Regions from separate parts of the Mus musculus genome. Here all the other regions are linked to region 2. A link is a loop called in an ENCODE intact Hi-C map of the cell type or tissue named here. Cell type or tissue: heart. All regions are shown on one strand.

What was found. Hi-C counts contacts between places; a loop is a spot of excess contacts. Peaks named below come from ENCODE experiments on the same cell type or tissue, not always from the same donor. Only the 100,000 strongest peaks of a DNase experiment are listed, where the experiment ranks them.
Region 1: it touches region 2 in a loop (8-fold over the local background); 29 of 42 quality-filtered maps call a loop at or near these places.
Region 3: a loop joins it to region 2, with 7 times the contacts of the local background. A loop is called at or near these places in 24 of 42 quality-filtered maps.
Region 4: it touches region 2 in a loop (2.2-fold over the local background); 19 of 42 quality-filtered maps call a loop at or near these places.

What each region holds. Positions count from the first base shown.
Region 1 is chr2:131,507,310-131,512,309 of GRCm38, forward strand. Smox (spermine oxidase) reads left to right here. Exons shown (of 7, transcript NM_145533.2): 2 at 4,675-4,908. The coding sequence starts at 4,701. Among named protein-coding and RNA genes, the nearest start is that of Gm30732, 16 kb to the right of the region's middle. In heart, a CTCF peak has its summit at 2,929; DNase peaks (open chromatin) are centred at 1,322, 2,762 and 2,922; H3K4me3 peaks cover 766 bases; H3K27ac peaks cover 2,582 bases.
Region 2 is chr2:131,421,198-131,426,197 of GRCm38, forward strand. No RefSeq gene overlaps it. Among named protein-coding and RNA genes, the nearest start is that of Smox, 68 kb to the right of the region's middle. In heart, CTCF peaks have their summits at 1,795 and 2,155 (motif pointing left); a DNase peak (open chromatin) is centred at 1,844; H3K4me3 peaks cover 867 bases; H3K27ac peaks cover 460 bases.
Region 3 is chr2:131,524,857-131,529,856 of GRCm38, forward strand. It overlaps Smox (spermine oxidase), which reads left to right. Exons shown (of 7, transcript NM_145533.2): 7 at 1-327. The coding sequence ends at 24. It overlaps Gm30732, which reads left to right and starts at 1,132. Exons shown (of 2, transcript XM_017319385.2): 1 at 1,132-4,261. The coding sequence starts at 3,612. In heart, a CTCF peak has its summit at 2,416 (motif pointing left); no DNase peak of the experiment used is centred here.
Region 4 is chr2:131,486,390-131,491,389 of GRCm38, forward strand. The region is part of intron 1 of Gm30679; the gene reads right to left. Among named protein-coding and RNA genes, the nearest start is that of Smox, 3.0 kb to the right of the region's middle. In heart, a CTCF peak has its summit at 2,647; no DNase peak of the experiment used is centred here; H3K4me3 peaks cover 50 bases; H3K27ac peaks cover 44 bases.

The DNA of each region.
Region 1 (5,000 bases), 86 kb after region 2:
GATGGGAAGACTGTTTTGTGCCTTTGAAAGGTGTGGGAGATTGTTGCTGGTGGTATATCTGCAGCAGTTATCGCAGTTGGGGACATAGTGACCTGTGGATGGACGGCAGATCATCCCAGTTGATGAGGAAGGGGTGTCTACACTGGCTGGGGCTGCTGAACTGCACGGTAGTGTCTCTTAGGCTGTGGCCATGCTCACTTGCTGGAGAAGTACCAGTCTAGCCTGGAATCCAGCCTTGCTCAGTGACCGGGAAGTTGCGGCCTCAGTTCTGAGACACAAGACAGTAACGGATCCCCAGTGAGATACCCATGTCCTGGGAACCAGTAGGTAGTTGTTGTACTTAAGAGCCAGTATGTGGGGCCTACAGTCCACAGCTGCAAATGACAGCACAGCTCTTAAGTCCCAGTGAGGACTGTGTGGTCAGAACCCAGAGGCAGCTTCTTTGATGCATGGTAAGGGAAATGAATGCTTGCCTTTGGTCATTAGGTGGTCTGGAAAAGCCCAAGGCTTTGGTGGGGCTTGGGCTTTATGTTGTGTGTGGTGGGGAGTATCTTGTGAGAAGGGACATCTGCAAAGCCAGAGGATAAAGAGCATTCCTATGTTTGTTGTAGAGTAGAGGCTCAACAAATTGCTGAGTTGACCTGTGGTCATATTAAATGAGGTCCAGCCATAGTTATCTTTTAGAGAAGTGGTTCTCAGTCTATGGGTCGCAACCCCTTTGGGGTCGAATGACCCTTTCATAGGGGTCACTTAAGACCATCAGAAAACACAAATATTTACATTATGATTCATAACAGTAGCAAAGTTACAGTTATGAAGTAGCAAAGAAATACTTTTATGGTGGTGGTGGTGTGGGGTCACTACAACCCGAGGAACTGTATTGAAGTGTCATAGCATTAGGACGGTTGAGAAGCACTGGTCCAGAGGGTGGTGAATGAGCCTGGGTTCAGGTGAGATTCAGAGAGTGGGAGCTGGAGGGTCTGTCTCTGAGGACATTGGGGGTAGAGGCGACATTGTTGGGTTGGCCTAGTGGATAAAGGGGATCTTCTCCAAAGGACACCCACAACTTTGACCCTGGGGCTGTGGATGGGGTGAGAGCAGTGTGCTACCTCAGCTGAGTTCTGGCATTTCTGGGAGGGGCTCAACAGCAACAGGTGTGGAGGAGGGGTTGACACCGGGAAGCTGAGGCCTGTGCTGGGAAAGTGCTGTCAGGAAGCAGTGGGTAATTTGTAGACAGGTACTCATGCTCTGGCTGACCCGATTTCTTGAAGCTTTGGGGCTTGGCCTGCTTGGGGACATGGATGCTGGGCAGGAAGCCCTAGATACCCCCCTTCCTGCCCCAGTTTACCATGGAGGCCAGAGCAAGAAGGCAAGTGTCTATTGTTCTGAGCTGCCTCAGCTCCCCTCCTCCCCCCTCACTGCCTGGCTGAGCCAGCACTTTTTCTTCATTCCTTTATCTGTGGACTAGTACAGGGCGTTCTGTTTCTCCTGTGCATACAGATCAAGGCAAAAAGGGGACAGGCATGCACCAAGGACCATTTAAATTCTTCCTCAATAAGACAGTTTCCCTCCCTCCCTCCCTCCCTCTATAACCCCCACCCCTTAGGAAAAAAAAAAACAAGTGGGGAAAGTGATTAAAACTAACAGCAAAGGTTGATTGAGCCTGGCATAGCAGGCTCTCTGGATATGTCTTCTCTGATTTTTCAGTTGGGCCTCATGGTGCATGGACACAGTGTGGTAAGATTGCCATGGTAGACATCCTCTGCCGTCTGTGGCTCTCTGTGGCCTCTGGCTTCTTGTGGGCAACAGGGGTGGATGGAGCTGGTTTGGGACAAGACTCATGGAAGACCAGTACTGTAGAGTTAGCTGGGAAGGTCAGTGGGTTAGGACCCTCGCAGGTCCTGTGCTGTTTGCATCTGATACCCTTGTCCAGGGTCTCTGAGATTTGGTGTTGGGAATGGAGGGGTCTTTCTGCAGTCATCTATAAGATGGCTTGTGGTCCTTTTCAGAATCCTGTCATTTCTACAGTTCCTGCATGTGTCAGGTCCTTAAATGCTGATAGTCTTATAATAACCTTATTTGACTGTCAACAGCAGTGTATAGTCATGCCTAGGGGAAGAAAGGTCAGGAGGTCTCTTCTGGCTTTTAGAAGGTAGCGTCAGGGATCCTGTGATAAGCAAGACCCCCCACCCCCACCCCAGGTTTTGCTTTTCTTTTTTTAGGTAATGTCTTTCAATGTATCCCAGGTTAGCTTGAACCTCATGATCTTCCTGCTTTAGCCTTCCCAGTACTGGAATTACAGGCATATTTGGCCGCAGTCAGTGTGAGAACTCCAGTTCAATCCCTTTTACACCTGCTTTACATAGTAGCATTTCAAGACCTGGCTCCACTTTTAAGCTTTACAAACACTGCCACCTTCCCACCCCTTTATTGCAAAAGTGAGGCTGTTGGAGTGTCTCTGGGGCCAGGGTGCTATCAAGGGGATTCCCCACTTTTCCAGCGTATGGGCTGGGGCACGCAGCGGTGTCAGGTCTCACCTGTTGCATGGGCACCCTGGCGTCATTACAGCTGACGCAGGCCCTCCACAGCACTCTGTGTGTTTGCTAGCTTCTCACAGCGTTGGCGGTGGCTGGCAGACTTCCGGTGGCATCACCACTGACCCTGCCAGCGCGTGCAATCCGCCACATCCTCACCTCTAAATTTAGTGCACAGGAACCTAGGCAGAGGAGAAGGGAGGGAGAGACTTCAGAAGCCCGGCTTGGCATGTTCCCTAGAGGGTGGGGGCCTAAAAGAAGGGGGAGAGGGTAGTGGAGGAGGAGGGGGAGGAGGAGGCAGGAAAGGCTGGCGCCCACCTTTTAGTGGCCTCTCGAGCAAAGCCTGGATTGCCCGGGAGGGATTCTGGGTCTCTAGCGCCATCTGCTTGTAGTTTAGGAAGCATGTTCTAGCTTGACTTGGCTAGTTGAGTCTGGGAGTGGAGTAGGAGGCTCGCTAGAGGAAGCACATCTGTCTAGGCCCATACATCACATGGAATAAGTTGGGGGAGAAGCAGCCTCTTAGCCTGAGCATATTTAGGAAAAAAAGCACCTACTTCGCTAAACCTGCAAGTGTTAGAGGACACTGTACTGGGGAAAATGGAAACCTTGGAAGGAAGTGGACATGTCTTGGCATGCTGTGTAACCTCCATTCCGATCCAGGTAGATCTGCTCCCTCCACTGCAGCAAGCTCCCCTTACTATTCTCATTCATGTCCCCTTTCCCTTAATCTCTGTCCTCAACAGATTGTTTGCCTTTCCCTGAACTTCGTGTGAATAGAGCCACACAGTATGTGCAGCTCGGAGTCTGGCCTCTGGCTCAGTCACGTTCATAGGTGCATCTGTGCTGCTGTTGGAGCACAGCTGCTTGTTTCTGTAGTTGCTGAGTTTTGCATGGCATGAGAGTACTACACGGTTTGAGCATCTGTTCTCATTGGTGGGCTTTTGGGTTGTTTCCAGATTTGGTTAGTGTGATAAAGCTATAAATGTCTTTGACATGTCTATTTGGAGGGATGTGCCTGATTTTTAAAAGTGGATTGCTGTGTGGAGGCTGGGAAAGGCCACACTTGCTTCATGGGTGTGGGTGACGGGTTTTTATTTGCTTCTTGGCTTGTGAACTAGCAGCTTCTGTCCATCTTTATTTCCTCATTCGATCTTGGTACTATTAAATTCTGCGGCATCTGTGACTCAAACCTTAGTTGAGACAACTGATCTTTTACGTTGCTGAGTCAGGGAATGAAAGGGATAGGACAGGAGCTGAATTTCAAAGTATTCTGGCCATTCTTAGACTAGAGGAGCAGTGTATTCCAGCCCTGGGCCACCTTCTCGCCCTACATTACCAGCTGCCCAAGCCTGGCGTCTCTAAGCAAGCTGGCAGCGTATAACTGTCAATTTGATGTCTGGTCTCTGGTGCCACGGGTCATCACTATCCAGTGTTTCCTGGGTTCATTGCTGTTTTGTGGTGACTGGGGGCCTGGGTGGATGGAGAAAGGACCTACCCAGAATAGCAAGGCTTGTTGGATACTAGCTCTTTCTGGAGGAACGGGGAGGTGAAGACTCTGTCCTTCCCACCACATTGCCACCTCACTGATACTCAGAAAGCCAGCCGAAAGGCAAGGAGAGAGGAGAAAGACGGAAGGGGGCAGAAGTGCCAGGTGAGAGCCAGGGACAGAGCCCAGTGCTGTGTGTACAAGTGTTCTGGGCTGCTGTGAACATTCTGGAGCCTGTGCAAGTAACTCTGGTATGTGTGAATATCCTGATGGCTGTGTAAGCAGCCTGGGGTTGGCACAGAGGGCAGCTATGCAGGGTTGAGCAAGGCATTAGGGTAAGTCTCCTGACTTTGGCCTGTTTGGTCATCTCTTCTCAGGTCACCTCTTGTCCATACTTTAGACCTTGGGTGAGGAACAGGCAAAGCCTAAGAGGTTTGGGGGTAGAATTGATGGATCCCACCTCTTACCTGTTAGTGGGCCCTAAAACACACGCTCCCTCCCTGGCTCTCATATCTCGCTGCCCCTTCCCATCTCCCTTTCTGCATTTAGAGGATGTTTCTTCTTGATCTTCTTGATCTTTAAGGAATGGGGGCAGCTTGCAGTGATTCCCTTGGGTCAGGTGAGCTGACCCCCAGCCCCCATCTCTCCTCACAGGCTCCTAGAAGGTGAGCACGGACGGCATGCAAAGTTGTGAATCCAGTGGCGACAGTGCGGATGACCCTCTCAGTCGTGGCCTACGGAGAAGGGGACAGCCTCGTGTGGTGGTGATCGGTGCTGGCTTGGCTGGCCTGGCTGCAGCTAGAGCCCTTCTGGAGCAGGGCTTCACGGATGTCACTGTGCTTGAGGCTTCCAGCCACATTGGGGGCCGTGTGCAGAGTGTGAGGCTTGGTAAGCATCACTCGGGCCCAGCTACCTCTCTAGGCCACCTTTTGTTCCTCTGGTCCTGCCTCAAGTCTTACTAATGTAACCTTTCCTTGGGA
Region 2 (5,000 bases):
AAAAAACCACATTGAGTTCCTATGTAAGTTCAGGAAGAGCTGCCTGGGGGTCAGCTCTGACTTAAGATATTTTAGACATAACAGTTCATATTGACCATTAATTTGTTGGGTCCTACCCTGTCCAACACACACACACACACACACACACACACACACACACACTCCAATATCTCCTACATCACCAAGTCAATTTGGTTTCACCTGAAAGAACACTCTCCACACTGCTAGCGCCTTGTCCCACGTGCTCCATTGGGTCTGTCAACAGCAAAGCCTGGCTGGCGGAGATTTTAGCTGGAAGGACATTCCTGTTGTAACAGTGTTCTTTAAGTTAATGCAAATCAAAGCCAATGAGATTTCATCTTACCTCAGAATGGCTATTACCAAGAAAACAAAGGACCACAAACGCTGGGAATGATGGGAGTTGGGGAAGTGATTCTTATATGTAGTTGGTGGGTCTGCAGATTAGACCCCATATATAGAAATTAGAAGTTCCTCAAAACAAAACAGACTGGACTATTTATATGATCCAGTTCTACCATTTCTGGGTGTGTACCCAAAAGACTCAAACTCAGTTTGCCATATAGACACCTGCACACTAGTGCTTGTGAGATATTATTCACAATACAAGGTTATGGCATCAACCTGGGAAATGTGGTGTATATACACTGTGAATTCTACTCAGCAATAAAGAAGAACAAGACAACACCAGTGAGGTGGCTCAGCAGGTAAGAGCCCTTGCCAGGGAAGCCTGTCAGATGGAGTCTATGCCTGGATGGCATGGTGGAAGGACAGAAGACATCAAAGTTGTCTTCTGACTTCCTCATCACATCTCTCTCTCTCTCTCTCTCTCTCTCTCTCTCACACACACACACACACACAGAGTAATAATAATACAAAAAAGGACAAAAATAATTTCAAGAAAATGGATGGAACTTGTTCTTCATATTATGTGAAAACCAGACTCAGAAAGATACATGGCATGCTTACTCTCTAACAGGAGACTCAGCAGGGGGAAGGAAGGAAGAAAGAGGTGGGACCATCAAGGGCGTGAGTGAAGGGAGGGGACATGGTAAGAAAGGGTAACAAGAGCCTATCTTCAAAGTGCCTTATGTGCGTGTGTAAAAAAAAGTCACATAAAGTCTATTGCTTTGTACAATTACTATCCATTAGTTTAAAAAAGGAGGAATCACAATCCCTTTTTGGTCGAAGTGATAAGATGGTGAGAATGTGTCCTTTGCATTTTCGCAAAACTGTAAAAAGAAAGTCTAGGTCTCTGGGGGAAAAGAAATCAGTCAATAATCAAAGCAAGGCAGTGTCAAAACACTTGTGATGTCAGCTTCCAGGAAGCTGAGGCAAGAGGTCTGTGAGTTCTAGGCTACATAGCAAGCCTGGGCTATTGGGATACACTGTTGGGATACCTTTGTGTGTTTCTGGATTCTATTAATTCTGCAGAGGCAGAGAGCTAAATACTAGCTGCAGCTTGGTGTTATTACTTCTATGGCCCCTCACCGGTCTTATATTTTGTAAGTAGTTGTTATTCCTCACTGGCCTAAGGCAATCTAGAATTGTATCTGCTTGGCTGTAATAAAAATCTGACGGCTAATAACTGGGCAGGAAGTGGAGGGTGGGTCTTCTGGGCAGAGAGAGGGACGCTGGGAGAAGAAATGAGACTCAGGAGATTCTCCAGCAAACTTGGAGGTGGACTTTTGTCAGGCGAGATTAGCATCTGAGCAGACCCTATAATCACAAACGTTCTCAATAGGTCCACTAGGAGTCAGTAGAGACTTCCTCTCCGGTTACTCTCACTTGGGTTCCCAGATGTGGGCGGGGTTGGAGGACTAAGGTGACTGAGGAGAAAGGGGGCCCTGGAATATATCAAAGGGTACCCTCATCTTTGCAAGCAAGAGTTTGTCGGCCCAAGGAACCAAAAAGAACGTGGAATGGAGAGAGTGAAGGGAGAAGCAACCGGGTGAGGCTGGAGGAGCAGGAAGGCAGCAGACAGTGGAGGACTGGAGGGGCGGGGCTCGGACCTTAAGCGCAATGCCGGCACTCTCGGGGTGTTCAGGGTCACAGTCAAATGCTGTGGTCAAAGATTTCTAATTGTAAGGTGCAGCTTGGAAGCAGAAAGTTCACATTTGGGAGCCGGAGTGAGCATAATCAGAAAGGAGGCTCTACTGCCTCCTAGTGGACATTTTGAGATCATTGGTGATTTTGCATTTTTTTTATCTTGCTATGAAATAATAGGGGGAGCCCTATTATTTCATAGCAGAGACTAGTTTTGATGACCTGTGTTCTTTTTGTTTATTTTTTCATTTACCACAATTTTAAGTTATATTGTTCATATGTTTCTTCTATATCTCCCTGCAATATGTTCTCTCTTCATATAGTTCTGTCTGAAGTGGCTTCCAAAAAAAGTTCTTGAGTTAAATGCCTGGCTCTAAAAGCACAAAACCTTTGGGAGACTGGACCTAGGTGAAGGAAACTAGGTCACCGGGGACATGACCTCATAGGGGGTTATTAAGACTCAGACTTGCTATTTCCTGGATGCCATGTAAGGAGCAGGCCTCCTTTATGACGCTCTCCTGCTGTGATACAAGGATCTGACTCACCCACCCCAACAGAGTTAAGCAACCCTGAACTGAAATTGCTGAAGTCACGCAACAAACCAACCAAAAAACCGCTTTCTTCCTTCCGCGTGATTTATTCCAGGTATTGGTTATTGAAACAGAGAACTGACTGACAAACTTGCTAAAGGCAATATTCATAGTTGTAAACCCTGACGTATAAAGAGTTATTCTTCTAAACGGTATGCGTCAGTTAGGAGAATGGTTAGCTGCAGGCAACAAAAACATCTGATGGGAAATGTAAATGAGGAAAATACCTAAAAAAAAAAAAAAAAAAAAACCAAAAAAACCAAAAAACCAAAAAAACCAAAAACCAAAAAAACATCTGATGAGATGGCATTGAAAAACGTAAGTTTTTTTTTTTTCTCTTTTTGCTACCTGAAGAAATCCAGCTGTTAAAAATTGCCAGCCTGGTGTGGTTTTACGGTGGCAGTGGCATCAGGCACCCAGGCTGTCTCTATTTCTGCTTCATTATCCTGCCATGTTGATGTTGTCCCCACATGTGTTATCTCATGGCTGTAGCATCACTAGTCCAGATCCAGGCATCATGTCCAAGGGAGAACTGGAGGAATGAACAAGGGTGGTGCCAATCTCGTCTTCTATAGAAGAAAGAAGTATCCCAGGAGCGGCTGCACACATTGCTCCTGTGCCACTGCACACATTGACCTGTGCCTCGTCCAGAATTGTGTCCGAGGTTTTGGCTTCAAAGGAAGTTGGGAAAAAGTCCTTGTTTAAAGAAAACAATAAACATGAGTTGGTTTACTTTTTATTTTATGTGTATGAGTGTGTATTTTGCCAGTACTAAGTAAGTACACTGAATATGTGCCTGATGCTCTTAGAAGCCAGGAGGGAGCACTGGAGTTATAAGCTGCCTTGTGGATGAGAATGTGAAGACCTGAACCTGGGTCTTCTTCCAGAGCAGCTGCTGTGACTAGCTTAACTACAGAAGCCCCTCCCCAAACAGGGAAATTAGGTCTGCTCAGGAGTCAAAAGTTTTGGCCTCTGGAGAGGTTGGGGCTAAAAGATTAGAGGCTCATCATGTGCTAGGAATCTGGGAGAGAGGGTGCCGTTACCAGAGATATGAAAACCATACAGACCACCATACAGAGGGCTGCTAGGGTCCTGTCCATCACGGACTTCGTGAGAACCCCGATGTTGGTACATCACTGATGCTGAAGGTGCGATCTGACAGATTTGAGTCTGTGAGTCCTGGGGGACTGCGAATCACCAACATTTTTATATTAGTAATGACACAGGCCTCATAGGCTATAGACAAATAGACAATGACGTGCTATTGCTGGAATATCAAGAGCCATCCTGTCTTGACTACAGCTGTCTTCATCATATTTAACATTGAGTTTAGGAGTGAGATCCCTCGGGCAAAAAGGAATCAGTAGTTAGATACTTTGGATGTAACAAATCTCTCTCTCTCTCTCTCTCTCTCTCTCTCTCTCTCTCTCACACACACACACAATTTTAAGGAGGAATTCAGTGGTGGAAAATTAAAAGGAAAATAGAACGATATAATCATTGAATATATGGCATCTCAGCAGTGGAAAAAAGAATTCAGGAACTAAAACTCAAATTTAACTTTCCACCCACAGGTTGGAGTGAAGATACAGGTGGACTTACAAATGGGGGTTGTCTTTGTATTCAGGAGGAAGACATTCTTTTCTGTTTATTTTCTTAAAGACAACATTTATATTAAATGGTTCTCAAATTTAAATGCCCTTGTGTCTTAGTTTGAGTCTCAGGTGCTGTAGTTACACACTGACCAGAAGCACCTGTGGAGGCTGAAGGATTTTTTTGGGCTCACGTATCCCGATGGTAGTCAGCACACTGAGAAAAGTCACGGCAGGAACTCAGGACAGGAGCAGAGGCTGAAACCACAGAGGACCACCAAGTACTGGCTTGCTCAGTCTGCTATCTTCTATCAATATGAACCTGGTGGCAGCACCTTTCACAGTAATCTGGGCCCTGCCACATCAAGCATTAAGAAAACTCTGGGCAGTGGTGGTCAGCACTCAGGAGGCCACCCTGGTCTACAGAGTGAGCTCCAGGACAGCTAGGGCTATGCAGAGAAGTCCTGCCAAAAAAAAAAAAGAAAGAAAGAAAAAAGAAAGAAAGAAAGAAAGAAAGAAAGAAAGAAAGAAAGAAAGGGGGAGGGGGAGGGGGAGGGGGAGGGGGAGGGGGAGGGGGAGGGGGGGGGAAATCCAACAGACTTCTCTGAAGGCCAGTTGATGAAGGCAATGAAGGCAATTCCTCAATTAAGATTTTCCTTTCCAGATACGTCCAGGTTTGTGTCAAATTGTTAGAAACCAACCAACTCTGCTTGTCTCTAAGATGTTCTTGAGGATATGAAGGCTCAGAACGGAG
Region 3 (5,000 bases), 100 kb after region 2:
GACCTCTTCCAGCAGGGGCCCTGAAAGGTGTCCTCACTGCCAAATGTGTTCCTTGAAGAACCACTAACTCGTGACTGCTGGTCCTCGTCCCTTGCCCCCGTGCTCTTAATTTCCTAATTGTCTGTAGAATGGAATTTTACCTTCTGTAGTGGACACCGGGCTGACGTCAGACCTGGCCCGAGAGCTTTTCTTTTTCTCCAGGCTGGGTAATGACCAGGTGGGGTTCTGCTTCCTGCTTTTTTCCTCTCTCATGTTATTGCAAGTGCCTTCAATACTTTGCATTTTGGGATAATAAAAGAAGTGACCCTTCCCACGCTCCTTTGCTTCTCTCCTCAGTTCAAAGGCTCTCTGTGTGTTTGCTCCCATCTCTGACTGGGGCTTGGTGTAAGGAGTTATGGCTGTTAGGTTTATTGAGGAGACATCCCTTTACCCCTCTGTTTGTGCCTGCTGAGTGAGATTCCCCTGGAAGACTTCTCCCTGCCCAGTGCACACTTCCTTAGGATAAGCCTGGTTCTACCTATTTGCCTTTCTTGGAGCTTGGTTGAATGGTAGGCAGGCTGCGTGGAATGAAGGTGAATTCTATGGAAGGATACCCCCAAATTGTGGCTCCATACCAGGGCTTGATGAACTTACTGCTGGCCACAGGGTCTACTATAAGAGAACCTAAACAGTATACAGTGGGTCACCTTTGGTCACCACCAGCTGCCTTCTCTCTAACCCAGGTTCCTTGGTGGGAAGCCGCCTCTACTTTCTGTGAACTGCTTAGGAGGTTCTGACTTCCAGTGTCCCTGCTTTCTCCATCAACTGCAGTAGGAGGGGCAAAAGCAGCCACAAGATATCAAGTAGGAGGGAAGCAGTTACCAGGTGCCAGAGTTGTAAAGAACCCCATGGGAATAAGGAGCTTCAAAATGTTTGTTTGGTGACAGCATATTGGGGGGCGTTAGGTGTGTGTGGGGGGGCAGAGGAGAACATTCAGCACCAGTACCCGCCATACGCTGGCAATATCAATCATAAATGATGGATACATTGTTTCCTTTCGTTAAATTAAACTTTTATGTATGTGGGTAGCCTGCCTGTCTGTGAGTTCCTGGTACCCACAGACCAGAAGAGGGGGAGGGATCCCTAGAACTGAGCTACAGATGTTTGTGAGCTCTCATGTGGGTTCTGGGAATTAAACCCAAGTCCTTTGGAAGAACAACCAGTGCTTTTAATCTCCAGGCCATCTCTACGGTTTGTGCATAGTTTCTTAGTACAGTAGATGCCAGCCCTGGTTGGAAAGAATGGTTTCTCTCTCTCTCCAGGTGAGTAAAGATTTAAAGTTAGTGTGCTTGTCTCACAGGTAGGCAGCAAAGTCTGCCCTGTGCCATAGCCTAGGCCATCTATTGTGTTATACTGGAGAAGATGAGGCTGGGATACCAAATCAGAAGCCATTGCTCTAGAGAGGGGGCCATAGGCACAGCTGTACCCGAAGTCTGTATGGCAGATCCTACCAGTACTGGCTGTGCGCCTGTCAGCATTTCGCTCTTGGGTCCCACCCAAGAGAAAGACAAGACCACTGAAACCGTGACTTCACAGTTGCTAGAAATTGCTGGAAATAGCCTATGTGTACCCCAACAGAAGAAAGAATAAAGTAACACATGTGTGTGAATATATAGAGTATTGCACAGTAGTAAAATAATTGACTTATTTGCAACACAGACTAGTCTCAACAATATGGAACGAAAGAATACAGGCACCAGCAAGGCTCAGGATTGGGCGCCTTGTTTTCATTTAAAAGTTCAAGAACCTGCAAAACTACAGTATCAGCAGTGAGAGGGGAGGTAGTTCCTGGGAGCTGCTACATTTATATGTGGGTAAGAATGCATCCGGTCATGCACTGAGTTTCTGTACTTTACATGTGCCTCAGTTTAAACAAGCTGTATTTGAAGGTTTCTTTCTTGGCCCTCCCAAACCCAAATCCGGTCATGTTGTCCAGCTCAGAGAGAGCTGACAGCATCTTGAGAGCAGATGAAGGGAGGAAGGACTTACATTCGGCATCAGTTGCTTTTCCACCACTGTGCTAAAACACCATGATCAAAGCAACTTGTAGAAGGAACTGTTTAATGGGCTCACACTTACAGAGGGATACGAGTGGTCGGTCGATGGTGGCGTGCAATCGGCAAGTGGCAGGCGTGGCAGCTGGAACAGAAGCTGAAGAAGGCTCACATCTTAAACTGCAAGCTGGAAGCAGAGTGAACTGGGAACTGTGCATAGTTTTGGAACTTAAAAGCCCAGGTTGGGGGGCTAGAGAGATGGCCCAGTAGTTGAGAGCACGGGCTTCTCTTTCAGAGGACCTCAGTTCAATTTCCCCAGCACCTGTATGGTGGCTCATGACCATCTGTGACAACTCCAGTTCTTGGGGATGTAGTGCCCTCCTCTGGCCTCTGCATGCACTACATGCACATAGTATGTAAAACACCTGTACACAAAAACCTCAAAGTTTGACCCCAGTGACAAACGTCCCTCAGCAAGGCCACACTGCTTAAGCCTCCCCAGATAGCGCTCCAACTGGGGACTAAATGTTTGAGACTATAGGTGCTGTTTCTTGTTCAAACTGTCACAGAGCCCACTGGTGGCTTGTTGATGCAGACTGAGGTGGTTCTTGTATTTGGTCTTTGTGTCTGCGGCTGTGTGAGAGAAGTGAGGGGTTCAGGAGAGGAAAGCAAATTCTTAAAAGGACTTAGGAGGGGCTGCCCTGGGCCACACAGCTTAGGGGACATGCTGTCTCATGAGGGGAGGGAACAACTGAAGACGCCAAGGGACTCTTGGGAGATGCAGATGAAGACGGGGCAGGGGCAGCTCTGGAGAGAGAGCTGACATGGTCCTCAAAGCTGATCTGTGGTGGATGGACAAGGAAGACAAAAGGCCTTCAGAAGGAAACACTACTTCTAACAGGAATGTGGGGTGTTTCCCACATGCTGAGTTTCTGAAAGCAGATGTGGCTGGCATCTGGGCCCTTTCTGTGTGTGACACTTCTGTCAACTGCCCTTATACCTCCATTACTCCCCTCACACCCCCATTACTGCCCCCACACCCCCATTACTGCCCCCACACCCCCATTACAGCCATATCATTTCCATTGTGCAGAAGTTCACTTGCAGAGAAGTTATTTCCTGCAGTCTGTAATGTCCCAGAGTCTGTACACTTAGTCGCATGGTGTCTTGTGTCATAGGGACTGAGGACTCCAGGTTGAGGTTTTCAGCTGTGGCTTTGTGGAAGCCTGCAGTGATCTGGATCCCTCCCATAAGGCCCTGCCTCTTAGAGGTTCCATCGTGTCTCCACAGTGCCGCAGACCAGGTCCTTACATGTTGGCCTCTGAGGAACACAGTTTAGCTACATACTGTGGCAGTAACTGTGCAGTTTGCTTGGGCTAGTTGGGATGGGAAGAAGGGAAGTTCCTAGGTGTGGTATAAGCAAGCTAGCTGCTTGTCTAATTAATGGTCTTTTCAACTTAATGGCAGAGTGGCAGAAGGCCGGGTTTTCTCTGGGTCAGCCTGTTTATTGAGCCCATCTCTCATTTGTATTGGGCAACAGGCAGGCAGTGTCCTGCTAAGGGTAACCATGATAACCCCATGCTTGTATATTTAATAGTAGGCAAAAGGGTTGGCCACTGCCCCTTTCCATCCCCTAAAGCAGAGCTAGTGGCTAGAGGGACATTACTGTGTCCCTTTAGTCTAGTGTTGCTAATAATAAAGAACACCCCAAACCTGCTCTCATGGGATGCGAACGAGCTATTAGGCAGTTTATTTTACAGATTCAGTGCACATGTGATTTGGGCCTGTTGGATTTGGGGTTCACTCCACTTCACCCTCTACTTCTTTTTGTCTTATGTCTACCATTACTCCTACCCCAAAATGTGGGGCCATGTGGGATTACACAGCCATCTGTATACCCCAGCCCAAGGCCGTGTCCCTGGCATTGGGATCTTGGCTTTGCGTATCATTTCACTTGGTCTCTCTATTGTTTCTTGTTCTCCTAAAACTAGTCAGCATAATTCTGTCATGAGCCAAGCCATACCAGCAGGCTCGTCTGGAGGAGAAGGGCTGTGCCCACTGACCAGGATAAAGCAGAGGAGCACACCACACAGACCATACAGTGCCGCCTACGCCATCTTTCCACAGACAAAGCAGGGCTTTCCCTCCCACCGCTCACAGTCCAGTCCAACTTCATCTTCTTCGTCTGAGCATGTGGCACCACCATTCTTTGGCTTCAGAACACTCAGGTCACTATCCACTCCCTATCATCTGCTTTCCCATAGGCGAGTCTCATCGACTCCTCTTACGCATTCTGAATCGCATCCTTTGAGATACCCCACTGTACCTGCATCTCTGCCTTGAGTGGCGGAGGCAGCCTCCCAGGTGGTGTTCCTCTATAACCTCCTCCACAGGGCCAATGCAGCCTCCTTGGTTTCCAGGGACAGCCCTCACACTGGAGAAGCAAGGCGTTGCTCTCAGTCATCCTGTGAGAAGTTCTAAGGTCCCCCTGCTTCCTCTCTGTCTTCCCCTAGGACCTGGCTGCTCTTTTTTGTCAGGGTTCTAATCAGATACTTTTCTGGGCATACTGTCCTTTTCCACAGTTACCCCGTCTACCCCATTCTGTGCCCCCTTTCTTCACGGCCTTTCTTTCCTCCCCTTTGCTACTTGGTGTTTATGCAGATGCCTGTCCTTCCATCTCATGACTATGGAAGTTCCCTGTTCACTGCTACGTATCCGGTGCATCCAAAATAGTACCCAGTGTAGAGACAGGTTAATGGAAAAGGTTTACAGAATGGTAAGGGAAGGAAGACACCATGCAAGGGTGTGAGCCTGGAGACGCGCCCTTAGTGTTGGTGGCAGCCCTCTTGGGTCTCCCTTTAGGTTCCTGACACTCCTCTCCTGCCCACAACTCTATTTTTCTTTGCTGTCTTCTGCCTCATAGACACATAAAATCTAAGTAAGTCACTTCTCACCCATACAGACAGC
Region 4 (5,000 bases), 65 kb after region 2:
CTAGGGTTGGTTATAAAGTTCCTGGTCTTAATTTAAACCTACCTGCCTCAGGAATCTGTTCCTGAAGATAAGAGCGAGGTATCCCTTGGGAACTTTTCTTTCTTGTCAATTACTGCAAAGATGGCTGCCAAGGCTTCCTGCTACTTCTCTGTCCATACTTGTTACATGACAGCCTGTGTTTTCCCAAAAAAGGTATGTTGGAATCCTATTCTCCAGTACTTCCAAGACTGACAGTATTTAGCATAATTAAAAAAAGATTAATCCCTAGAAATTATATATATATATATATACATACATATATATATATGTATGTATATATATATACACACACATGCACATACACACACACACATATATTTGGAAATATATGTACTCTGGAAATATATATACATATACACATACACACACACACACACACATGTTTTTGAGTCAGGGTCTCTCTACATAGCCCTGGCTATGGTGGACATCTCTATGTAAACCACACTGTCCTTGAACTCACAGAGATCCACCTGTCTTTGCCTTCCTCCTGAGTGCTGGGATTAAAGGTATGCACCACTATGCCCTATTCTTTACGGACATAATCAAAGTGAAATGAAGTTATTATGGCCATTGTAGATGATAGCTAAGACCAAGGAGATGGATCTGGAAGTCATGGGAAGACAGTGGTTACCTGCACCTTCTAGAAGCCAGAAGAGAAGTGTGGGCTGGGTGCCCCCATTCTCAAAGGAACCAGTCTTGCTGATGCCCTGATTCTGGACCTTTACCTGCCACAGCTCTGAGACAGTGAGCTTTGTTATGTAAACCATCAAATCTGTGCTAATTAGTAATTGTGGTCCTAGAAAGCGCTCAATTCTACTGCAAGTGCTTGCCTTTGGTTCTTTCTATCTTTTATTTTATTTTTGAGATTATAATATAATTACATAATTTTTTCCCCTTCTTTCCTCCCTCCATTACCTTTCTTTTGGAGTCCTAGATGGCTTTCTGGCTTTTGGCATAGAGTGCGGTAGAAATGATTACTTGGCAGACCTGGGCCTATGTCTTAAGATGCTTGGCAGCTTCTGTTTCATCCAGTGAGAAACCAGGTTGCCATGTTATAAGGAAGTGTAGGCTATTCTGCTGGACATGTTCTATGTGGCTGCAGCCAGCTTTCCATTTACTGTGCCTAATCGATACCATATGGCAGCCGATCTGCCCAGCTGGGTCTAGTTGACCCAAAGAATTGTTAGAAATAAGAGTTTTTCTTAAGCCACTGGGTTTTGGAGGACTTACGTGGTCATAAACTTCTGAAAGAGCATTTCCATGTCTTGTGGCAAGCGCTCCAGTACCTCTCCCACTATTGTCCCTAAAGCCACCATTTCTACCTTGCTGTTCTTTGTCTGAATAGATGCTGGGTTTTCTGGCTCTTGATTAGTTCCTTTTACATAAAAACATCCAGTAATTTATCTCATTGGCAGTGTCTGCATTATGTGATCATCTTAGCTGCAAAGGAGCCTGGGAAAAAGCAGTTCTGGCTTTGAAGCAGGGATGTGGAGAAGGATTTGTGGCGTGGGAAGTTACTCAAACACAGACAGATATTCTAAAATGTCTGGCACCTCATGCGACAGTCATCCAGTTGGAGTCCTTTTGTTTTACCCAGATAGAAATCACAGGTAATTGCTTCCCCTTGTGATCTTTGGCAGCTTTTGGATCCCCTCCTGTTACTGCTCTTGCCAGCCCACTGCACTGGGGATCTTTTTGCAAGTATTGGGATGCCTATTTTTGATGGTCAACTTGACTACCTACGGAATTAATTAAAAGCAAAATAAAATAGAATAAGAGGAGGGCACCTATGTAGTAGTAGGGGTTGGTTCTGATGCTTTGGTCAGGAATCTGCATGTGAATTCTGAAGATCCTGTTCCCCAATTGGTTTTTAATTGATCAATAAAGATGCTGGTGGCTAATGGCTGGGCAGAAGAGGTGGGACTTCTAGGTTCTTGATAGTAGGTTAGGAGACACGGGTGGGGAAAGGGAATTTGCCATGCTTTGGAGGGAGAGATCTCAGGTGGAGTGGCCATTGGTCCCTTCCCCAGGCAGGAGATTAGAAACGCAGCTAAGCTGAGGGCAGTTGTAGGGTTGTCGAGCCAGGAGAAGGTAACTGGGCAACTCAGCCAAGGGCAGATTTAGAGTGTTGAGCCAGGAGTAAAGGAAAAGGCATACTAGCTGCGGGAGGCTTAGGAGAGCCCAGCCTTGGAGCCACAAGGCTGGTTAAAAATGAGCTCTCTCTCTCTCTCTCTCTCTCTCTCTCTCTCTCTCTCTCTCTCTCTCTTTCTCTGTGTGTGTGTGTGTGTTAACTACTGCTCCATCACTGCCTCCTACTGTGCCTACTGCTTCTCTCAGCGCCATTAAAAGTAGACAAAACCACTTGAGAGATGCCTCTTACAGAGTTTAATGCTGCAAAGCCAGTGGAGGGAGCACAGGAGGGCATCTCTCAGATGATGCACCAAGAACCAAATCCGTCTCTAGCTAGAAAAAGAGCATTTGAACCAACAACAGAATGTCTCATGCATAAATGATGCTTCGTGTCTTCACCAATGGTAGCACACCTAACATAATACAAATGGGTATTTTTGTCTACAGGTCTAGTATAGGCCATGACAGTGCCTCTGCCAGGCCACTAGGGGAAGTGTGTTCCCTCTGTCCTGGGTGGAGATGGTTATAGGATCATCTGAGTTCATTTGGGTGACTGATAGCAAAAAGTCTGTTACAAATGGAAACAATCTTGCCTGAGTTTGTGCCTTCAGGAGACAGAAAAACCAGGGCATTCTTTTTGTCTATGCAGTGTTCCAAACAGCTCAACTGACCTAAGGGTAGTCTAGTTGGATGCTTGACTGGCAGCCTTTTGCTCAAAGCAATGAAGCCAGAGAGACAGAATCCAATAATTGCTAATTAGGGAGCAAGATCTCCCCACTCCCCAACATCTTTCTGACAAGGGCATAAATATCAGTAGTACTTTTAACCAGAACTTTAAAACATCATTAATAGTAATAGTGATTCCCCCCCCCCCCCCACAAGGTTTTTTTGTGTAGTCCATGATGTCCTGGAACTTGCTCTGCAGTTTGAGGCTGGCCTCAAACTCAGAGATCTGCCTACCTCTGGAGTGCTGGGATTAGAAGCATGTGTCAACAAGTCCAGCTAGTAATAGCAACTTTAAAAACAGTTTTAACAATGCTTAACACCCAAAGTGCGCCAGGAATAGGTGGATCTTTCTTATCTGCCTCAATTGGAACACAAGTATCTTTAATGGCTTTTGGAGGGGAACTTAGTACAAGCTTGGCACACACAGCTCTGGGGCCGTTCACCTTCTGGTAGTAAACAGGGCCCTGTAATTATTCTTCTTCCCTCCCTATCCATATGGCTTAGAATAGATGGCCTGGCTCCAGGCTACACCTCAGTGACTGCCTCGGGATGACATATGAACCAGTCAGAGCCAACTATTTGACTGAAAGAAATGAGGATGAGGTCTGTGGGGATGGGGCTCAGAGCTGCTGAAAACAGGTTTTCATTGTGAAGAGCAGGTTTGAATTTTTATTTATTTATTTGGGCCATTGCATACCCGAGTCAGTTATACTGCTGGGCTTTTCTGTTATATGAGTAACTAAATTAAGCTGCTTGTTTGCACGCAAACCATTTGAATAGTTTTCTAAACAGTCAGATCAGATTAATATTTTTGTGTAATACCACCCTTTGGAGCAGGTATTACTTATTGAGGAGGAGGGAACGGAAACAAGAAGACACTAAGTAACTTGCCTAAGACCAAGTAACTACACAGAGGCTTTTTAGCCCTTAAAGTCACCCATAGCCATTCCACTCTTTGGTGGAGGGTGACAGAGCCACAGAGGAGAGTATGGTGTGTACCTGAGTTTAACCCCAGGAGTGCGTGGTGTTTTAAAGAGGGGTGGGAAGAGGGACTTCGAGTTTGGTGAAGGACTAGAGCCTTTCTGACAAGAAGAAACTTCACCAGAAATTCATTTGTCCCCTACCCAAATTGGCTCCTAGGTGGTTGGTTCCCTTTGGCTGGGACCATCAGAGCCACTTTTGCAGGGCTACCTCTTTCCAGGCCATATATATATATATATATATATATATATATATATGAATTATATATATAATTCAGTTTTGGGGATTGGCCCCAGAGCCTTGTCTATGTTGAGAAGTGTGTTCTGCTGTTGAGCCACATCTCTACTTCTTGCTTCTTTGAGGCAGGCTTTCACTGTGTGGCTCAGCCTGGCCTTGAAGTTGGTATGTAGCCAAGGCTAGCCTTGAACTCTGTACCCCCCCCCCCCCCACATGGCCTTCTGAGGCTGGGATCACGAGCATGTGATCCACATCCAGGATCTCTCCGGGCTGAACCTACAGCGACCTGTGCTCAGCATTGCCTGGTTCCAGGTTGAAATCAGGGGAGGGCCCCCTCCAGAGACACAGTTCGGAGTAGAGGCTCTGCGGCCACCAGGGGCTTGTATTCCCTCGGACCAAGTGTTGACCTGGTGTAGTACCAGCAAAACATACGAAAAAACAGATTAGGAGGTGCAGAGATGAATAAAAAATAATTTTCTTACTTTTGTGTGTGTGTGTGGAGGGGGAGAGTTGGGGGTGGTTCAAGACAGGATTTCTCTGTTTGACTCTGGCTGTCCTACACTTACTCTGTGGTTCAGACTGGCTTTGAACTCAGAGATCCACCTGCTTCTAGAGGGATTCCGCAGTGGTCCTAAACCTGTGGGTTACTATCCCTTAGGGTTCCAACGACCTTTCATAGGGGTCGCATGTCAGATATTTATTTATGTTTCAATTCATAACAGTAGCAACATTACAGTTACGAAGTAGCAATGAAATAATTTTATGGTTGGGGGGTCACTACAACACGAGGAACTGTGTGTCAGCATTAGGAAGCTGGAGAACCACCAGATTAAAGGCATGTGCCACTATTGCCCGCTAAAAAATAATTGATACCAATTAATTTTTTT